2 separate regions of the Homo sapiens genome follow, and region 1 is linked to region 2. A link is an interaction called in ENCODE POLR2A ChIA-PET data of the cell type or tissue named here. Cell type or tissue: A673. All regions are shown on one strand. Links, peaks and the distances in the headings refer to the core of each region. The heading gives the core; the rest is flanking DNA. Region 1 overlaps CNOT2 (CCR4-NOT transcription complex subunit 2). Region 2 overlaps CNOT2 (CCR4-NOT transcription complex subunit 2).

Region 1 (8,346 bases), core at 60-8,059, 61 kb before region 2:
GTAATCCATGTCATGCGTAGGTGCTTAAAAATTTAATTTGATATTGGATTAATTATTAACAATTTTGGTTTAAAAGCTTGTTTTATTTAAATATTTGACTAGATATTATAAATACCAGTTAACTCTCAAATACAAATGAACAAAATAAAATTTAAAAGAATATGTCAGTATTCTACTTGAAAGCGACTTACAGAGTGAGCAAATTGCAATCAATTATAAAACAACTCCATATTATTTCAGATTTTCTTGGACTCCATGTTATAGATGTAAAACATGCAAGAACTGGGAAATAATCCTCCCACTATACTTGGCATTAGTCGGGCCCTTATTGGAGAACAATATCCAGTTTGGGGCTCCACAATTCAAGAACGATATGGAGAAACTAGAGATGGTCCAAGGAGAGCAACGGGAATGATTAAAGGGATGAAAAAATGGACCTATGAGGAAAGGTTAAAAACATTAGAGTCTGAACTGAGAATCAAGTAGCTAGGTACTCAACTTCCAGGGCAGATCATTTTTTTTTTTATTTTGGGGAGACTAATTTGGAAACTTTAGAATATAAACAATAAATGTTTCCCTTCTTCATATACTGTTATTTGTATTCATATCTGAATGGCACAGAAATCCTTCTTGGTTGAAAATGTGATCAAATATTAATTCTATCTTAAAATAATGGATGAACTGATTCTTTTAAATTCACCGTTTTGTTACTGGTCTCTATCAGGTTTTCCCAAAAGAAAAAAACTATGTGATAAAAATAGTATAGCTACATTGCTGTCACAGAATTTTCATATCTACATTGTTATATTGTTATTGCATATGTTTCCCCTCCTTTATTTCCATTTATCCCTGATTAGCCAAATTTCTTATCTATTAGAGACAGTGAAAAAGGGTGATGAAGGATATTAACGGAGACCAAGAGTCTGCATAAGCTATACATGACCCATGAGCAATGGTTTTCAACAGGGGGCAATTTTTTTTCCCCAGGTGACATCTGCCAATGTCTGAAAACATTTGTGTCTGTCACAATAGAGGCTATGGGGGTTAGAAACAGAAAGTGCTACTAGCATCTTGTAGGCCAAGGCCAGGAATATTGCTTAACATTCTGTATAAACACAATAGCCCCCCACATCTCCTCTCTACAAAGAATTACCTGGCCCAAATGTCAACAGTGTGGAGGTTGAGAAAAACCTTGGCTCAGAAAAACATCTTCAATGTATAGTCAGTCATTATTAATCACCAGGAATATATTATTTTGAAAAAATGTGTGATCAATTAAGGAGAGAAAAGGCAGACCACAAAATAAAACACTTAAGGTAAACTAAGGCAGGGATAACAGAAGAAAATAACTTCTGAATACCAATGAGGACTTCCTCTTGGGTTTTTGTACAAAGTTTTCCCATTTAACTTTGCTATCATGGTATTCTGGGAAGAAAAATCACTTCTAATATATCAATTCTGAAAAAATTACACTAACCTGATTAGAAAATGCAAACATACATGTGTACACACACAAGCATATGTATACGTACATGTAAATGTATATGTGTGTGCACATACAATGGAAACTTTCTACTGGCCATCATTAAAAAGCTTAATTACCATAAGGAGCTCTTCCAGCCAAGGGGTTTATTAATGGAGTTGGGTTACCACTTCCTTCCCTCCTGTTTCGGTCTGCTAATGCTGGGAAATCTGAAAGGTCCAATCCTGTCACATTTTCACTTCCGTCTAAATAATAAGAAAGGACACTGGTTATTGATTCTACAAATATTTTTTAAGAGATTATAAAAACCAACCATAATATAATTCGAAATGATTGCGCCTTCTTCCTAAATAATGCACGGCACTGTACTAGGTGTATGTAGGTGCTCAAAAGATACTTGCAGATTGATTTCATGTCAAAGAATTCCATGAACAATTTAGCAAAGGAATACGCAACCAGCATAATAGAAACCCCAAATCCTAGAGATGTAACAAAGAGAATAAAAAGCATATATTTCCCCCATGGAAGATGGTAACCTAAAATTATAGCTTGTGAGCTAACAAGAGGGAGATTGTTACGATATAACTTGTCTTTTCATTATGCTCAGATGGAGGTTATATCTAGAATGCTTGAAGCTTCGGTTACACACAAATGGTGACAATGATAGTGCCTCCTGCAAATGGCCAGAAAGATATAGCTGAGGCACAGGCAGTGAAGCAGAAGCCCTGAGGACTTCCACCTGTAATTGACCGCTTTCATATACAAACGTGTGTGCGTGCGCATGTGCGCATTTTGAGGGTGGGGTACAACAGGGTGGCAGTAGGGTTCCCATATATGGTAAATGGATAGGAAATATAGAAATATGATACAAAGCCCAGAAGTTTATATTACCTATTACACAGTAGGCGCTCAATAAATATATATAGAATAAATTAAATGTATTTTTGTTCATTTTAAGTTAAAACAATCAGCTGGCTTCCTTTAAAAATTAAAATTTAACCCAACTTCTCTACTTTGTCTATTTTAATCATCTCAATTTCTTAACTTTTTAGTATTCTTATAACCTTGGGTTCTTAATTTTTGAAGAAAACTTTCTACCGTCCTTTTAGCCTGCGCTATAGCTTTTAATTTTTGTTTTACCATTTTCAATTTATTTTGCCACTTCCCAATTAATTTTTAGTTTTCTCCAAATTTCACAACTGTAAGAATCTCAAACAGTAACTGTTATCTCAAGATTACTTTGTTGACAGAAAAACAATAGACACCATTAATTTATTAACATTCAAAGACAGGTGACAATTTCAAATTACAAGGGTAAAGGATAAATCATTTATACCTGGCTGTTTACAAAAACTGCAGTTTATAAATTTATTTCTGCAGCTTAAGAACTTTGAATAAAAAATTACCACTGAATAAGACAGTAGAAATTAAAAATTTATATCCTGTTTCAATTTATAATTTCTCAAATTCTTTGATTATAAATGAGTCATACATTTTGAATATATATTAACTTTTAATACATATCTTTAGGTCCTCCAAGATGGAATTTAAATTTGCCATTTATTATTTGAGACTATGTTTCAACCTAATAAAGTTAATAAACCCCCAATCTATATTTTTATGAAAGAATTGGGAATTTTCCTAGCATAAAATATGCTTAGTTAAAACAGAATTTAAAAAATAATTCTCAAGTTTTATAGCACTGTATAAAACCATAATGCAGAATCTAAGATGGCACTGTCAGACATCTTTACTGTTAATTTACATCACATTTAGAAAAAAACTACAATTAAACTATGATATGCAGATGTAGCCTGATTTCAAAGACATTAAATTATGAAGAAATGTACATTTTAGAAAGAATGGAATACAGTATTTCATACTACATCTTGAACACAAGCCACCACTTACAAATGCTAAAATTTGGAATCTTTTTTCAAAGATTTTAATCTTGTGTGATTAATCTATGCTGCTGAGCATACATTAACATTTAGAAATTAAAAGCTCATAGCTACAAATGACATTTCCTTATTAAATCTTCTCTTGCCTCTACAAATGCTCCATTTCAGTGAGCATTCTTTTACCTTCCACTTCCTTTACATTTAATCCTCTCCAATAATGCTGTTCATTTTTGCTCCTATGATCATAACATCCTTTATTTCCTTTCTCAGGAAAGGGTCTGTAGGGTGGAGAAGGTAAAACCTAAAGCAAAATAGCAACAAAGCTTCCTGTTCTCTTCTATCTGAAGCAGTTGATAAAAGAAATAAACCAAAAGACTGAAGGAATTTTTTACTGTCAAAATCAGAGTTGGTTTTCCATGTAACTAAATTTTATACATAAAACTGAATCAACAATTCATAAAGGTTAAATGCCAACATTAGTATTATTAAAACTATTAAGAAAAAACGTAAGTGTTCCATACAATTTTAAAGGTTCTCTTCAATCTGGATCTCCATAGCCAGAATGTCATACCACCCAACCTAGTCTAAGCTATAGTTCTCACAGTGACAGGGCTGAGGACAGTAAAAGCTATGAAGCAAAATATTTTGAGGCATAAATACTAACTAAGTTAATGTGTAGGCTCTCTCCAGGTGTTAAGGAAATAATCCTGATGTTATAACACAAATTACTACGTTACCATGCTAAGTAAAAAAAATTTACATCTCTCTCAACTATTCACTGTATTGAATCCTATTCCTATTTTTCACTGAATTAAAATCTACCATCTAACATAATAAAAAATCCTACCGTATTTAAAGACCAGTATGTTGAATTGCTTTATATTTCATAAATCTATCATACTTTTTGTAGGGTACTAGCTCCAGAATAAGCTTACCTGTTCCATTAAAAATGTTACTTGATAAGGAGTTATTCATTCCAAATGCCTGATTCCTGTTCATTCCAAATCCAGACATACTGGGTACATAGAAAATAGTTTTAGATATACAGTAAGAACACTAACTTTCAGATGAAGAAAAACAGAAGTGTGTATTTTTGGTCTCCATATAAAATAACAATATGTTTCAAAACCAACACTAATATTATTTTTCTGAATCTATTCTTTATCTTTACTTGAAAACTTCTCTAAAGTCCTTCCATGAACAAATGAGAACCAGAACATTTTAGGCAGATTAGTTAAAAAACAAAAACTCAAAAATTTATATATGAACCTTGAGGAAAACAGATTCAGGGCACCATTTTGTGTACTTGAAGAGCCAACTTCCTGGATACCTGAATTACCTAACCTCAAAAATATGCAGGTTAGTGTTAAGATTATTCTTGCTAAATAGTTGTTTTTCTTCTTTACTGGTAAAGCTTGCAAATATTACTTTTCATAATAGATCTTCTCTCTTACAGTATTCATCTTCCCAACTAGAATATAAACTCCTCATGGACACAGGAGTTTATGTCATACTCCTCCCATGTTAAACTCCTCTCTGTGTCTTCTGCCCTTTAGTGTTCAGGAAGACATAATAGACATTCAATAAATATGTAGTGACCTGAATTGAATGGTGCGTTTTAAAATTGAATTCAGTGCTCAAAAATACATCATTCTTATCTAAATATAGTTTACCTTTCATATACTTAAAAGAAAACACAGTCTATGGTGTCCCCAATTTTAAATTAATACACAACTGGTATTTCGTAAATAGTTACAGTTGCCTCCCTCCCTTTTTTGTACAAGACTAAGCATGTGAAGAAAAAAAAAAAAATAAGGCAGAACTTAGAGCAAGGCCAAATAATTAAGAGTGTCAACAGGAATTGTTAATGCAGATTCTATAGTGAAACCACATGTCTTTAATGTCATATATTCTTCTGATAAAAGGCACTTAGTGTATCAATGCTGTAAGCGGGGTTAATCTGTATGAAGATGACAGGGTTTTTTGGGTTTTGACTAAATCTATAAACCTATAGTGAAACAATTTTTTGATAAAACATGCAGCTGACAAAACAACAAACACTCTAGAGAAGAGCCAGAAAGTCAATGGAAATTTTTGTTTAATAGCATATTAGAATTGCTGATGCTATTACAGGTACCATCAAACATGGAATAAGTGCTCAGAGATGAAAACAATTTATAATAAATACAATCTGTCAATAGTAGAAATAAGCAGGGTTTTAGAGATCCATGTTACATTGACAATTTAAGCAAAGTGTATTTTAAAAACAAAATGTGAAAAACTATGGAAAGGTAAAAATTTATACATTCAATGCCCAATACTATGAGAACGCACAAAGATATGATAAAGTTATGATAAAGATATAAGGTTAGAAAGGTATCAAGGAGATGAGAATTTTGATAACCCTTCACAAATAAGTTTTTTAAAATTTAAAAGAGCAGTAAAATTATAGATATCTAAATAAAAGCAAAACCTGGAGTTTATGGAATGAGGATTAAACAGTAAATGTGCTAAACCTATTTTAATTCAGATTTTACTAGACAGAATAAAGTGAATCAAACAGGTATGATGATAACAACTAGATCAAGGTAGTTTTGCCCCTACATTTCTCCATTTAAAAAATACATATATATACATGTAGGCAATCAAGCTTAAATACTACTTTTGCAAGAAAGTGTTATATTTCAGACATAATTCTCATACAAATTACCCAAACAGCTTGAAAATCCTAACAAAATGAGTAACTCCTCTTATTCGCAAAGTATATGCAACAGACAGTACAAAGAGAAGTGAAAAAGTACAAAAACCCGTTTTTTTGTTTTGAATCCCTAAACATGATACGGTTTTCAAATACTATAGATGTGATCTTAAAAAGTCTTTTGTTGGTAAGTCTCCAATGCACAAAACCAAATCTTACTTGAGAAGGTACTCAAAGTATAACTAAAGCAAAGTAGTAATAGTCAAACATGTCTCCAGTTCTATTCATAAACCTAGAACTCTTACCACACAGGTAATCAACTTATTTTATAAAGAGAGGACATATCAACCAAAATTTGCCTGGTGGCGAATCCAAGAACAATCCTTTTCTAACAACCACAACAACAAAATGTTTTAATGTGCTTTCCAAAATCAACCTGATTTTCAAGAAAACGTATCGTTTTGTGATGGGTAACAGAATCTTTGGACATAAATGCATGATGAAACACACTTATTAGAGAGAAGCCACACCTCAAGAACAAAGTGAAAATATGAAAAGGCAAATCTGAGTATACCCAGAAAGACAATTATACACAGTATCAATAAACATCTTACCTGTTCACAGTAAAAGGCTGTCGAGAAGGCTGCTGCTTTGGCATACATATTATGCTTGGCGAGCTTCTGTTGGGGCTACCTAACCCTGAACTGCTCATGCTATTTGTCCTGCTAGGAATTCCAATGCCCTGACCAACCTGGGAGTGGTTCATCATATTCCTAGGATTCATAGGCAAAATACCCCTGAAAAAGAAGTCCATTATACTAAATAAGCTCTCTACAATCACTCATTAAAATTCTCTTTAAATAATCAATTGGTCCAACCCTAGAATCTCAAATATACTTTCAAATTGCAGTTCTAATTTTTATTAATTCTTTAGTCATTCTAGCTCTTTGAAAAGAAAAAGTAAACAAACAATAAAGGGCAAATTATAGTGCAACTGATAAAAGGTGGTATCTAAGATGAGAGAACTACTGGTGTGACTGTGACATAAAATATAAATGTATTTCACACACATATTTAGAATAATTTCATTTCAATGGCATATCGTTCTATCCTCTGCATACTAAATGTATAGTCTATGTCATCTGTTTTACTTTATGCTCATTAGAGCAATGGATGTGTGGCGAGGGAGCAATGATCACAATCATCTGGGGAGGAATTTTAAATTGCACATATTCCTTTGAGGAAGACAGGTGCCTTTTGAAAAAGCTCCCCAGGAAATGATTAACCCTTGATATCCACCCCACTGACAACCAGTATGCGAGCTGCAGTATAAAAACCACTTGTACTGTACTTAACAATTTGCACTGAAATAAAAAGAGCATAGGTATTTTCTTCCTCAGTGAAAGGCACTGAACCAGAAAATCAAGTAATTAATTACCTTATTAAAAAACTAAAAGTTTGTTTACTCTACCAAGATACATTTTGAAAAATATTCTGGTCCATCAATAAATACCTGCTTGGAGATGGAGGCGTGTGAAGTGACATTGTTGGTACCCCTGTTGTTGGCGTGACGTGGCTCGGTAACTGAGTGCCTTGTGATAAGCTGCGATTTAACTGAGGGGTATTGTTGCTCATCCCCCTCATTGGAAGGCCTAGTGCACCTAATAAAAAAATTCAGAAGAAGGAAATTCATTGCCATCAGGAATGAAATTGTTATCCATCTTCTGGAGTTGGCGATTTAAGACACTTTTAATGACCTAACATAGTACGCAAATTTTAAATGGATATATTCGATTCACTCCAAATAAACTCTGATTTTAACAAAAAATATGTTCCAGTCTGAAATTTAATATTATGAATGGATATTTCTTTCATATTCCTATTTTTCATATTTCAATTTCATTATGAAGTATGTAAATGACTAACAAGTTACAATATTATGAATGGATATTGCTCTAAAATTTCTTAAAGGCCTATTTGCATATATGTACATGTGTATATACAAAGAGGCCATTATGAAATTTTGCAGTAATGTGTTTTTATGTCTTTATTCACAACTAATGTATACAGAAAGACATTTAACCCCGCTTTGCTGAAGTAGCTTTAATTTTATGTGATCCTTTAAAATTATATTTTAGAAAAAGCCAATTTACTATTTATACATATTTCTCAACATTACTGTTTTTACAAACCCAACATAAAATGCCAGCAACTGTTAAAAAAAACTCAAACTGATATAGCTATAAAAGACAAAATTTTAAAAC
Region 2 (8,346 bases), core at 115-8,114:
AAAAAGAAAAATGACTGAAGACACTGTATTTTCTTCCAAATAAACATGAAAAGTTAACATCTGTCACCACTATCTTCACTGTACTATATTAAATAAAAATATTCAGCAATAAATTCTGTTGATAACCTTCATATTGGAAATGAAAGGATGTACAATACGTCAAAGAGAGACACAATCTGTGAAAAGGAACAAGTATGAGAGACAGCATGCACCCTAGGTGCCAAAATTTATTAAGGTTTATACACTGTTCTCCCACCAAGTCCTATATTCAAGAATTCAGAAAAGACAAATATTTGCAAAACTACAATGAAATTTTCTATAAGGCAAGGATGTATTTCATGATGAAAAAAGGAGGCTATGTTTACCCTTCTACCTTAAATAAACAGAAAACTAGACAAAATATATGAAACAATGGTTTCCAGACATCACACAACAATCTTCTCAGGACAGAGATCGTCAAGAAAAAGAACAAACGTAGTACACCCAGCTCACTGCCTGTAGTTTTGAGGCTGAAGCACAAGGAGGGGAAACTGGAACTAAATTTTTTAAATATATTTGATGAGCACTATAAACCCACAGATCCAAATTCAACAACCTCTAAAGAGAATAACAAAAACAAAACCACATGATCACAACATCTCAGAGTAAAATAGCTGCAAAACAGCAATAAACAAGAATCTTAAAGCAGGGGAAAAAAATACATAGAGTAACAAAGGTAGGAATGACATCAGACTTCTCATCAGAAACAATGCAAATCAGAGGAGAGTGGTTCAATATATTTAAAGTATAGAAAAGAAAAGAAAACTATCTACAAAGAATTCTAAGCCCAGCTAAAATATCTTTCAAAAATGAAGGTAAGTACAGCCATGTTAGAAGGTTAGGCAGTTTCTTATAAAGGTAAACACAAGCTTACCATACAACTCAGCAACTATGCCCCAAAGTTATTTACCAGTATAAACTGAAAACAGGTTCACACCAAAACCAGTACATGTATGAAGATGTACTTCATTCCAGTGAAGACGTGATGTCCTTTAATAGGTGAATGGATAAACAGAGTATCTACACAACAGAATACTCTCAACAACAAAATGGAAGAAGCTGTTAATTCATGCAAGATGGATGAATCTTAAGTGCATTTTTGCTACATTACAGGAAACAAACCAGACCCCAAAGGCCACACGTTGAACAATTCCATTAATATGACATTATGGAAAAGGCAAAATTACAAACCCAAAAAATAGATCAATTACTTCTCTCTGGCCTTAGTTTCCTAAGCTATAAAATAAAATGACTTAGATGAATCTTTTTTAACTTTTTCTTCTTTTAAACTTTTTAAAAAACCTTCCCCATGTTCCCCTCATCCCACTTCATTACTCAATAGTATTTAAACAATGCCCAAACCTTTTAGAAGCTGAAAATAGTATCTAAAATATCTGTAATTTGGTAGTCATTACCATACTCAAAGTTAAAATATGAATTTGGTTAGGTTAAGACAGCTGAACCAGCTGAACAGGTTTTCTCTTTTTTTAACAGAAGACATTACATTCTGGGGTGGCTATTAATTAGGACAAACTACAAGATGTGACCGATTTCACTGGAGCTCAATAAAACATGCAGTAAATGCATTTAGCCATTATCTTTAAAATAAGGGTTCCTCAAATTCTAGAACTACATCAAGCAATGTTTTCTTAATAGGTAGACTGCAGTCACATAAATATTTCCTTGCCCTTATGAACTAATTTTTTGCTTGATCACATGGATGTTTTAAAAATTCTGAGTTGATGGACAGATGAAATAAATATAAATAAAACTCAAGAATTTCAGTGAAATAAAAATAAATAAAACTCAAGAATACCATACCTGGTCTGGGAAAATTGCCATATTAACTAAGAACAGTTTCTCTGAGTATTTTAGTAATATGGGTTTCACAGACCTATAATTAGCATGTAAAATGAAAAGTTGCCTATATCTACAAAGAAAAACAAATACAACTTAACAATAATCTATTGAAATGAATTTGCTCTCTGGTTGTCATAATGTTTTATAACAATGTTGTATGTGTCTTCCATTTTCCACAGTGGTACTACTTTTAACTCAACTGTACAGTTGTCTCACATCCATACTCCAAGGAGGATTCTACACATCTGATACACAAAATTTACTATAAGTAGAGAGTCAGGTCTATCTAAAAGGCCCACCATCTCGAGACAGAAATTTTCTTCTACTGTGGCTTAAAAGTTTCAAATGAAGTGAATACTTATAAAGGGAATCCTACTGATCTTAAACGACAAAAGTTCAATAATTTCTGAACCACAGGCTTGAAAATTAAAAGCTCTTCATTTGATATGGGCTTAAATAAAACTGGGGTCTGAAATTCAGACAACAGGGGCTGTTTCTAGTCTTCCTGCTGCCCGAAAAGTACATCTGTTTACACAAGTTGCTTAGCTTCTGTGTGATTTAATTTCCTATTATAAATGAAAATAATATATCTGCATGGTCTAGTTCATGGTTTAGAGAAGGAGCAGCCAGCGAGGGAGATGAAAACCAAAGAGAGTATGGTAGATATCTTGAAAGTTAACTGGAATAAGTGGTTCAAGGAAGAATGTAATCAACTGTTTCAAAATGCTGTTGACTAAAAAAAAAAGATGAGAATTAATCTTTGGATTGCAGCATGGAGATCACCTACTTGGTAATCTTCGTAGATAGCTTTGGTGAAATAAATGTACTAACTAGACTGGATTCACAAGAGAACAGGAAGAGAGAAACTGGAGACAAAGTACAGACATCATTTTCAAGAAGTTTTGCCATAAAAGTGAAAAATGGTAATAGCTGAAAAAATTTAGCGTTGACAGAAGGCTTTTTTTAAAGACAGGAAAAATTATGGCACAGAGGGAAATGCTGATGATACAAGATGGAGAGAGAGAAATTACTGGAGTAATGACTCTGAGCAGATGTGGATGGCATTAATAAGAGAATGGCCTTAGATAGGCACAAAGATATATCATCAATAGAAACAGAAACAAAGATAGTAAACAGGAACAGATTCAGGTAGGCCATAGTAATAAAAGCTATGGAAGTTCTCATTCAGCTGTTTCTGTTTTCTTAGTAAAATAAGAAATGAAGTTATCGGGTGAGCATAAGAATATGGGAGGAAGTGTTACAGGTCTGAGGAGGGAGGAAAAGGTCTTCTAAGAAAGGGAGAGTGAAGGGATTAGAGGAACGACAGTAGGTAGAATTGCCAAGTAGTACTAAGGACCCATGGGAGGCTGGTGTTCTCTAGCCACACACAACTGCAGGGATGCAGGAACAGTATAGGTAGAAGCAGACTTAACCAAAAGTTGTGAGTATTAAGAAGCATGAGAGAAGCAACAGACTTAACGGTATAAGCAATATAGTGATTACTAATGATAGGTAAGAAAACAAAGAGTAAGAAAAGAAGTGAGAATATCTCAGTAAGTACTAGCCATATTGCCTTTCTTTGTGTTTCTCAAACACATCCAGTCAGTTCTCAATTTAGGGCCTTTATATTTGCTGCTCCTTTTCAACGATCTTACCCCAAATCTCCAAATGCCAAACTGCTTCTTGACGTTAACATGTCTGCTTGACTATCTCTTTTCAGAAAGGCCTTCACTGAACACCCAACAGTCTGAATTTTGTTCTCATTTGTTTTCTGTCTGTATCCCTGAAGTTCCTTAAGCAGAAGAACCTTGTCTATTAAGCTTATCACTGTTATCACAAGTACCTACAATAAGTGATACATAACAGATACATTTTACTGAATAAATGAAGCACAAGAAATATACTAAATCCTTTACTAACTTTAATTTTATGGAAACATCATTTTCCTTACAAGGACTGCAGCAGAAGCACCTTGTCTAGTAAGAAAAAGACCAGCAACCGGAAGGTTAATTTTAAAAGTTAGTTCCTGCCAAATCAAATACTTTTAAAATACAAATGGACATTTATTCCCCCTTGATAGTCTGACGTAGGACAAGCTTTTGAGTGTAGGATTAGTAATTAACTTTTCACATCATTTTTTGTATAATGCACATCTATAATGCATCTTTTAAGATGTCCAGTTTCAATTTTGTTTAAAGTTGAACAAGACCTTAAAGGCAAATAAATAGCAGAATCTTTCTGAAATTTAACAAATACTTTCTAATTTTTTAATAGCTGTCTCACCATAGCAAACACTCCTGGTTGACACTCTAAAAGCCCTTCTATCTGTGACCACCATAGTTGTCCAAATATTCAAACTTTCCCACATGGTTCAAGAGTAAATGCTGGTCGGGCACAGTGGCTCACGCCTGTAATCCTAGCAGTTTGGGAGGCTGAGGCGGGCTGATCACCTAAGGTCAGGAGTTCAAGACCAGTCTGGCCAACATGGCACACCCCATCTCTACTAAAAATACAAAAATTAGCCAGGCGTGATGGTGGGTGCCTGTAATCCCAGTCGCTCAGGAGGCAGAAGCAGTAAAATCGCTTGAACCTGGGAGGTAGAGGTTGCAGTGAGCTGAGATTGTGCCACTGCACTCCAGCCTGGGCAAGAAACCCTGTCTCAAAAAAAAAAAAAAAAAAAAAAGGAAATGTGATCAGTGTAAGCCAATTTGGTAATCCTATCCCTCTTGTCAGTAATTGATTTATGAAAGGGCATTTAAACCAATCCTGGCTAGTGAGACATAAGGGAAAAACTGATGGTAGGATTCTAGGAAAGAAAGAAAAAACAGACCCTCTTTCCCCAATAGGTGTTGTTATATCAGAATAGCACAACTAGAGCTACTATATCCATCTTGTAACCATAAAGAGAGCTAGCCTGTGGACAAGCTGACACTCTGACAATGGCAGAACAAACAGAAAGAATCTGACCCTGGAATTAATTATTAAACCACTGCATTAACCAACCACACAAAAGCTTCCATTCCTCCAGATATGTGAGAAAATAGTTTTCCATACTGTTTAGTCAATTGAACCAAAAGTTTCCTAAACCTCTGGGCTTATCCACACCTAATCCTTTAGCAATTTGTAAAGAACTTTATATAAGTCCTTCCGAACCATTCACCGTGCTTTTCATTAAAACAATAGTTCTATCTTTCTGTGCTCATATTTTATTCACTTAGATCACATTTAAAGTAAAAATTACATTAACATTGGCATAAAAACTGATTCTTGTTAGGCATATAACTAACCTGGTGGAGAAAAGGGTACAAGGGTAAACTAGAGAGTAGTTTACTAGCTATAAATGCTCAGAATACTCAGGACTAAGAATCTAAAATAATGGTTTGTTTAAAAGAGTGGGTCAGTTAAGTGTAGGTTTAAGAATATTGGTTACAAACATATTTCTGTATATATTAATATCTTTATTTAACAAATGGATATTTTCCTATGAGGAGGAAGAAGGCAACTAAAAAGCCCTATAAAAACTTAGGACTTACATTTCCAGGAGAAACATTAAAATTAGAGTAAACCTAGAATCAAAGAAGTAGGGGTATGAGTCTACTCTAAGAACAGTGGTAGTATACTATTAATGTAAAGAACTTTAACCTCAATATGTGTTGTTTCACTGCTACTGAATTGAGAATATTTGAAAAATTGTGCAATTCAAAATTTTCAGGCAGTGCAGACAAACGTATTGTTTGCTTTATTTATCTAAGAACTAAGTTTCAGTTTATCATGTGTTATACTAAGGATAACTATAGCAGCTTGCCATTTATAGGGGATACCTGTATTCCCTGTCAAGAAATACTAAAGTAAACAAATTATTTCACACAGAAATTTACCAGAGATTTTGAAACAAGTATTTAAAAATAAAATGGTCAAAAATCATTGATACTAATAATCAGAGACTCTTCTAACTTCCTTCCAAAAATACTGAGCCCTACTATATGCCAGGTAGTAAATAAAACTCTGTGTTTGCCAATTGTTCTCTATGGATTTATAAAGCACTAATTATAATTAACACAAGGTCACAAATGGCAATAATATTAAAACCTTTATTAGCAATACTTTTTCACTGAGGAATGTATTTCATATGTATTACACATAACTTATGTTCACCTAATATATATTAGGCACTAAGCCAAATGTCTCATGGGCTGGAAAAGACAGAATTCTTAACCAGGTTCTATAAATCTTCAGTCTTTTGACTGAATGCAGAAGGTACATAAACTTGGCTGGGGTAAAAAAGCTAGAGCTTTAATTTTACAAACCTCTAACTGAAATTTAGTATTTCCTTAATTTAAAATGTAGGTAACAAGCCACAGTGGTGCTAGAGGCACCTGTGATGATTTTTGTTACCACTAGAAACCACAGATATTTTCATATCACTTTAGTTGCTTCAAATCTCAAATTATCATTTATATTCATCACAAGTCTAAAAGTTATTAATACTATATACCAGTAGACTTCGTGTTGATATGCATGTTACTGAGTTTGTTTAGTCAATATTTTAAAAACTGTACTCCAATATAACTGGTGACCTCATAAGCATATGTATTTAATTTTGCACATGTAAACTATTATTGAGAAGGGGTCCACATTCTTCACCAGAGAGCCAAAAAGGTTCATGGAACAAAAAATATTAATAACCTCTGGATGAGAATATCACAGCATGAACAAGGTTGTTGGCAGAGAGTAACTTCGAATAGTAAAGACCTTAAAAAAAAAAAAAGCTTAAAAAAAAAAAGCTTCAGAGCGAAATTGAGTTTAAACACCTTGTTTCAGAGATACATTGTAGTCTGGTAGGCCTAACCTTGTTCAAGGTCTCATACACACAGCTAATTAGTGACAGAGTGAGAGAAAACAGAATCCAGCATTTCTGATTCACAACCCAGGGCTAAATCAACTTTGATGTGACTTGGCTATAAGAAAGCAAGACAGGGCAAAGACACTGAAAATATATGCCAAAAAGTTATTAGGGAAAGACATAAATTATACAGGAAAAAGTGCTACTTTGAAAAAGAAAATGATGGGTGAGATGTTAAAGCATTTTGAAAATATATGTTGCAGCATAAGATGCCAACTCAAGTGTTTAAAAAGACAAGTCTGAAAACAGGTATGATCCTTTTTGCATACCGGACATGTATAAACATTCCAAATGCCATTAAAAATTATTGTTTCTCCCACATTTCTTGAAACACGGACTTATGATTTTGTTTTCCCACTACATAGAAACAGGAGTACAGTAAAAATTTTACTTCTGGCTAGGTGTGGTGGCTCACACCTGTAATCCCAGCACTTTGGGAAGCCAAAGTAGGAAAAATCACTTGAGCCCAGAGTTCGAGGCCAGACCAGGCAACATAGTGAGACCCCATCACTACCAAAAAAAAAAAAATTTTTTTTAAATAAGCTGAGCGTGATGGCACACGCACCCTGTAGTCCCAACTACTTGGGAGGCTAAGGTGGGAGGATCACTTGAGCCCAGAAGTTCAAGGCTGCAAGTGAGCCCTGACTGCACCACTGCACTCCAGCCTGGGAAAAAGAACAAGACCCTGTCTCAGAAAATAACAAATAAATTTTACTTTCTTCTGATCCTTTGATAAGAAAAACCACCACATAGGCACAATAGTAAATATCAAGAATGGCAGTGGGTATCAATGTCAAAGAGACAAGAGAAAGTATCAAAAAGTATGGCAAACTGGAAGGTCCACAGACCACCTAAAGAAGGCAGTTGCTGCTACTCTACTCTAGCTAATTGCTACCGAGAGAACTGTCCACCCAGAATTCTACATGGATCAAAAGCATCCTTCAAAAACAAAGGTGAAATAAAGACACTTTCGGATGAAAGAAACTAAGAGAATTCATTGCTAGCAGACCTGCTATAAAGAAAGGAAGATTCTTTGGACAAAATGAAAATAATACCGGTAGAAAACTTAGAGTTTTATGAATGAATGGGAAAAAAATGGAAAATATGTGTGTGTACATGTCAGACCAGGAGTTGGCAAACTTTTTCGTAAAGGGTCAGATAGTAAATACTTTGTAAAGGGCCAGATAGAAAATATTTCAAGTTTCACAAGCCTAACAGTCTCCATTGTAACTAATCAATTCTGCATTGTAGTGCAAAAGCAGCCAGAGACAATATATAAACTAACAAATGTGGCAGTATTCCAATAAAACTTTATTTACAAAAAGCAGATGTCAGGCTAGACTTGGCCTGCAGCCATAGTTTGCAATCCCTGTGATAGACTATTCTTTTCCTCTTAAATCCTTTAAAACATGATGATAGTTGAAAGCAAGTGACCTCACTGTGTGACGAGTATCTGAAGTATACAAATGTAATACATATGAAACTACAACATAAAAGGGGATGAGTAAAGGGAACTACATGCTGACAAGGTTTCCACATTCCAC

The links. ChIA-PET counts read pairs that join two places held together with the same protein. Peaks named below come from ENCODE experiments on the same cell type or tissue, not always from the same donor. Only the 100,000 strongest peaks of a DNase experiment are listed, where the experiment ranks them.
Region 1: POLR2A ChIA-PET joins it to region 2 with 14 read pairs; 7 of 35 experiments call an interaction of 5 or more read pairs at or near these places.

What each region holds. Positions count from the first base shown.
Region 1 is chr12:70,328,820-70,337,165 of GRCh38, reverse strand. CNOT2 (CCR4-NOT transcription complex subunit 2) reads right to left here. Exons shown (of 16, transcript NM_014515.7): 5 at 7,596-7,743; 6 at 6,697-6,879; 7 at 4,320-4,399; 8 at 1,603-1,728. Among named protein-coding and RNA genes, the nearest start is that of KCNMB4, 33 kb to the left of the region's middle. In A673, for the core only: no CTCF peak of the experiment used is centred there; no DNase peak of the experiment used is centred there.
Region 2 is chr12:70,267,612-70,275,957 of GRCh38, reverse strand. The region is part of intron 1 of CNOT2 (CCR4-NOT transcription complex subunit 2); the gene reads right to left. Among named protein-coding and RNA genes, the nearest start is that of CNOT2, 28 kb to the right of the region's middle. In A673, for the core only: no CTCF peak of the experiment used is centred there; a DNase peak (open chromatin) is centred at 4,637; H3K27ac peaks cover 245 bases.